Linked DNA regions of Homo sapiens: region 1 is linked to region 2. The links are chromatin contacts, found by Hi-C in ENCODE. All regions are on one chromosome and are shown on one strand. The core of a region is the stretch at or near the end of the contact, and the rest is flanking DNA. Distances in the headings are between cores, read along the strand shown. Region 1 overlaps LOC124900191 (a long non-coding RNA gene). Region 2 overlaps LHFPL2 (LHFPL tetraspan subfamily member 2).

Region 1 (2,700 bases), core at 136-2,635, 89 kb before region 2:
CTATCTCTACTAAAAATACAAAAATTAGCTGGGCATGGTGGCATGTGCCTGTAATCCCAGCTACTTGGGAGGCTGAGGCAGGAAAATCACTTGAACCCAGGAGACGGAGGCTGCAGTGAGCCGAGATGGTGCCACTGCACTCCAGCCTGGGTGACAGAGTGAGACTCCATCTCAAAAAAATAAAGATTGTCTCTAAATGATAAGGGCCAGAGATAATGTGGGTAGCTAGGGCTATCTTATCCTTTTATCTTTCTTGATCACATATCATCCATCGGATTTTCACCCAGTCTCTGGAGTCAATCATATGACAAATTAGGTGGCCAAAGGGCAAACAGTAGAAAAAAATGAAGGAAAAAAAATGTAAGTCATCCCCAGGCTAGAGGACCATATGTTGAACAGTTGAGAGGTGCCTATAAATGTGTGGGAAGGCTGATGGGGAGGGGTCAAGTCTGCCAGCTTCCCAGCCCCAGAGACGGTGCCATGGGATGGGCATAAGGAAGCCTTTGCCCAGGACATGTCTAAGGTATCCGCTGTGGCCCACTTGAAGCCTGCCAGGCGTACCTGCCCGGCTGTGTCTTCCCTTACTTAAGGCCACTCTTGTCGGTGGCCCTGCCTCTGGTGGAGTAAGGAGGTGCTCTGCCATATAAAGCACTTTTGATTTCATGGGCTGACTATGATGGTGCTCCAAGGGAGTATACCAAAATCAGAGATGTTCCTGCTCTTTGACTCAGCAATTCCGAGGTAAAACTTGAGAGAGGGTTAATTTGAAAAATTGGGTTTTCATTTGCTTGGGCTATGGAGCAAAATGAGATATACCTTCCATGTCCCCCTGAAACCATCCATAAATTCTGCGATTCTCACAGGAAGGGATAATTTTAGTGAAACTGAGGAAGGAGCTCACCTATGTGGTAAGGGGTAAATAAATAGGAGGCTGAACAGTGAGAGCTGTGATGACACTCAGGCTTGCAAGCTGATTCACCTACCAGTCGAGCAAGACTGCCCCAGGCAAACCTTCCAAAGCAGAAGGAGAAAAATGTCTCATGAACACTCACCCATGTGACCTGAGGCTGAGTCATCCGTGGTTAATTCCGATTCATTTATGCCTTTTATCTTTCTGGATATTCAGGGAAACAAGGGTCTTTTGTCCAGCTAGAAGCCAGACATCTTTTTTGAAACCATCTTGTTCTTGAGTTGCATCTAATGGGCCATCCTCACATTGGTGAGTCACTGTGTCTCAGGCCAGCCTTCCACCCTCATCCAGCTCTTCCTCAACCAGAGTGGCCCCAACTCTTTCCTCACTGATTGCGTGCCTTCTGGGTACTGTTTGTGTGCTGGGTGTGGGTGTGGCAGGGAGCAGGCGGTCTCTCTCCTGTGGGTGAGCACATTTCCAGGCTGATGAGGAGAGACCCTGCCCACATCACACCCTAATGTACCTTACCCCACTCTCCTTATCTGTAAGATGACTCACATGTACTCTCGGTGGAGTATTTGGAATCCTGGAATCTTATAACATTCAATGCAACTTGTTACCTCCCACAATTGTTACCTCACCCAATCTTTGATTGAAAGAATAAAGCAAATGTAATATCCTGGGTATCATCTCAGTTCAGGGGAAAAACCAGTCTTCTTTAATCTGATAAAGGAGACTACCTAAATCCTACCGAGAATGGATAAGTAATACATGATTTTATATATATATATATATATAATTTATTTATTTATTTTTTGAGTCGCAGTCTCACTCTGTCGCCCAGGCTAGAGTGCAGTGGCACAATCTCAGCTCACTGCAAGCTCTGCCTCCCGGGTTCAAGCAATTCTCCTGCCTCAGCCTCTCAAGTAGCTGGAACTACAAGTGCCCACCACCATGACCAGCTAATGTTTTATATTTTTAGTAGAGATGGGGTTTCACTGTGTTATCCAGGATGGTCTCGATCTCCTGACCTCGTGATCCACCCACCTCAGCCTCCCAAAGTGCTGGGATTACAGGTGTGAGCCACCACACCCGGCCATGATGGAATATATTAACCAATAGTGAAAATAAAGGAATTACAGCTACATGAAGTAAAATGAATAAATCTTAGAAACAATGCTGAGTGAAAAAAACTCAAGTCCTGGAATCTCTCTGGATAAGAACATAGCAATTGTATAAAGATAAAATCTAGCTACGTGAATATTATAGATATTTTGGTAATTTGTAGAAAACACTGTGTGTGTGTGTGTGTGTGTGTGTGTGTGTGTATTAGTTTCCTGTCACTGCTGTAACAAATTACCACAAACTTGGTGGTTTAAAGCAACAGATTATTATATTATGCTCTCACAGTTCTGTAGGCCAGAAGTCTGAAATCCATTTCACTGGGCTAAAAATCAAGGCCTTGGCAGCACTGTGCTTCCTCCAGAGGCCCTGGGGAAGAATGTGTTCCTTGCCTCTTCCAGTTTCTTGTGGCTGCCAGCATTCCTTGGCCATATCCCTCCAGTGTCTGCTTTGTGGTCACATGGCCTTCTCTTCTGTAGTCGATCCTCCCTCTGCCTCAATTCATTAGGACACTTGTGATTGTATTTAGGGCCCAACTGGATAATCCAGGATCATCTCCCCAGCTCAAGAGCCTTAACTGAATCATATCTGCCAAGTCTTTGCCATTCACTGTAACATTTCCAGGTTCCAGGGATTAGAATGTAGGCATCTCAGGTTCATTGTTCAGC
Region 2 (2,844 bases), core at 82-2,581:
AATTCTTAAAAATGTAAATTAGGTGGCAAATTAGACCACTTTCACTCCCTTGCTTAAAATCTTCAGTCTTCTCCTGTCACAGGTAGGATAAAATCCACATTCCTCCCAGACTCCCTAGGCTGGTGTCATCTGGTCCTGCCTGCTTCACCATCCCCCTTAGTAATTGCCTCTGGGCTCCTTCTGCCCCAGCCCTGAAGCCTTTCTGATCCTCAGCCCTCAGGCTTCTCCGGAGGGACTTCCCAGTCTTTTTCCCCAGGATTCTGGCGGGACTTCCTGGGGCCAGGGGCTGAGCTCAGCATCCTCTCCTTAAGCTCTGGAATGTGAATTACTGAGCAGGGAGCCCAGAAACCTCATAGGCCAGGGTCAGAAGATGACACTGAGCCCTGCTGGAGTGCAGAAGCTGACAATGGACAGAGTTCAAAGCCCAGGTGGAGTTCTCCTTTGAGAGCCTTTCTCCTGCCCCTCAGCCCACACTGGTCTTGCCCTGCCCTGGACTGGCCCTGCAGTTGGGCCACAGTTCACAGCAGCCTGTGCTCTGCCTGGGGACGCGTGCTGCACTGAGCTCAGCCTGCTGTCAGCTCTCCCACAGCAGGGCAAGGACTCTTAGCCCTTGCTTAGTGGACACTTATATCATGTTTTGTTTGGTTTTAAAGACCAAACAAAATTGTCTTAGAAGAAGAATTTATACCTCCTTTGTCTGTCTGCTTATAGCAGTTAATGAACTTTTTTTTTCCCTTCTCAGTAACAAAGCAGTGAAAGCCTAACTGAATCAGAGCTGCACCACTCCCTGTGCCTGTGGCTCCTTGAGGAGGACACTTAAATGTTGTGTTAATGCCCGTGCAATGCTTTTTTTTTTTTGCTTATGGTCTAATGACATCTCCTCTTTGCCACATGATATGTGTCAGAATATTGGTTCAGTCCATGCATGTGGCCATTTTTCAAATGGATCAGCAATGATTCAGTAATGCACAGGAGAGGAAGGTGGAGGGTGTGGGAGGGAGGGAGCAAGCGTGGGAGGGAGAGGGGACAGCAACAGCTAGTGTAACTCTTCTTAGCTGCTTTCATTGTTAGAGGCTGGATTTTGAGGAGAGTCTGTACCAGCGGGACTACTGATGGCACACTTTTCCCTGGAGTTTGTTTGGATTCGTAGGCTTTTTGCTTCATATCGTATGTGCTGGTGTCCTGGGTTTTTGAAGCCCATGAAGAGGGCCTTCTGGCCTCTCCTGCTCACCAGGCCATCCTCCCATGCACACCACAGTTCTGGGTCCCCAGCAGGCCCTTGGCTTCCGAGTGGAATCTTGCCAGTATTTGGCTTACTCATCTCCATGGACCGAGTCTCTCCTGGGGGCCCAGTGGCTCCATCTATGGAAAAGTGGAACAAGCCCAAGGCATCTGGATCTTTTCTCTTCTCCCAGACCTTTTCGTGAAGACGTTTCCGTTTAGTAGCCCTTTCCTTCTCAGACAGGAACATGTGCTGAATGCAGAAGGTCCAGCTGGCGGTTCCTGAATGAGGACCCTGCATTCCTGCCTGCCCTTGGTGGGACCCAGAGTCCACCCAAGGGCTCTTTTCCTACAGTGTGGCGTGGGTGTCAGCATTGCTGACTGGGAGGCTGGTGGTCTGCCTGGGGTGGGGTGACTTGAGTGGGGTCTGACTGGAGCTAGCTATGCCCAGCTCATCTCCTGGCAGGCTAGGTAAGTGACTCTAGTCCCCTGGCAGGCTAGGTAGGTGACTCTGATCCCCCGGCAGGTTTAGGTAGGTGATTCCCATTAATGCTGGGAGCTGCTGCCCAGGGCAGGAGTTTCAGCAGCCTGAAGGTCAGGCTGTTTCCATTCGGAGCTTCTGATGTATGACAGAGAATTTTCATCCTATAAATAAAGGATGGCTATTATTCTGTCCACAAAAAGAATTTTTTTTTTTTTTTAGGTACACCAATGACTTTTTTTCTTTCAAAATAAAAGGAGCTTAATTTTCTGGTTTCTTTTCTGTCCAAAAGAGAAAGTGCTTATTGTAGAAAATTCAAAGAATAGGTAAAAGTACAAGTAATTGCAAACCATGTCAAATACCCATTTTCTAGAAATTGTTGTTGCCCATATTTTGATGATCATCATGTACATATACACCCTCAGAACCTTAGGTATGAGATCATATCAGAAAACACTGTTTTCTTTTCTTCACAATGGATTGTGGTAGTCTTTATGTGGCATGAGTTTAGAGACACCTCATTTTTAATATCTGAAGAATATTCCATTGTATAGATGTGCTGTAATTTACTTAAGCAAGCTCTCTCTCTTTTTTTTTTTTTTTTTTTTTTTTTTGAGACTGAGTCTCGCTCTGTTTCCCAGGCTAAAGTGCAGTGGCTCGATCTCGGCTCACCTTAACCTCTGCCTCCCGGGTTCCAGTGATTCTCCTGCCTCAGCCTCCCAAATAGCTGGGATTACAGGCCTGTGCCACCACACCCAGCTAATTTTTGTATTTTTAGTAGGGACAGGGTTTCACCATGTTGGGCAGGCTGGTCTAGAACTCCTGACCTCAGGTGATCTGCCCAAACTGTTGGGATTATAGGCATGAACCACTGTACCTGGCCACAATCTCTTATAGATGGATTTTTCTCCAGTTGTGAATAATGCTCCATTAAACATCTTTGTACTACACTTGTCTAATTATATGATAGTAAGTGGATTAAAACTCCTGAGTCAGAGTATAAACATTTTGGATATTCATGCAGGTTGACAAACTCTTGCAGAAAGGTCATGCCATTTTTTATTATCCCATAAAGAAGGAAAGTCTCTTGCTGACTTTAATGTTATTCTCTAATGTATTTTTTTTTTTTTTTTGAGATGGAG

Evidence for each region. A loop is a pair of places that touch in the nucleus more often than their neighbours do.
Region 1: a map of heart right ventricle shows a loop between it and region 2 (1.9-fold over the local background). The contact joins two enhancer-like sites. A Hi-C loop is called at or near these places in 2 of 168 maps with a recorded cell type or tissue (heart right ventricle and mammary epithelial cell).

What each region holds. Positions count from the first base shown.
Region 1 is chr5:78,698,381-78,701,080 of GRCh38, reverse strand. The region is part of intron 4 of LOC124900191 (a long non-coding RNA gene); the gene reads left to right. Among named protein-coding and RNA genes, the nearest start is that of LHFPL2, 51 kb to the right of the region's middle. RefSeq lists a cis regulatory region at 1,066-1,076 and enhancers at 999-1,143, 475-1,674. Within about 2 kb of position 1,385, at least 10 of the 41 ENCODE cell types and tissues checked have a DNase peak (open chromatin) inside an H3K27ac peak, as active enhancers do; they include heart right ventricle, where a contact is called at or near this core.
Region 2 is chr5:78,608,923-78,611,766 of GRCh38, reverse strand. The region is part of intron 2 of LHFPL2 (LHFPL tetraspan subfamily member 2); the gene reads left to right. Among named protein-coding and RNA genes, the nearest start is that of LHFPL2, 38 kb to the left of the region's middle. Within about 2 kb of position 1,331, at least 9 of the 41 ENCODE cell types and tissues checked have a DNase peak (open chromatin) inside an H3K27ac peak, as active enhancers do; they include heart right ventricle, where a contact is called at or near this core.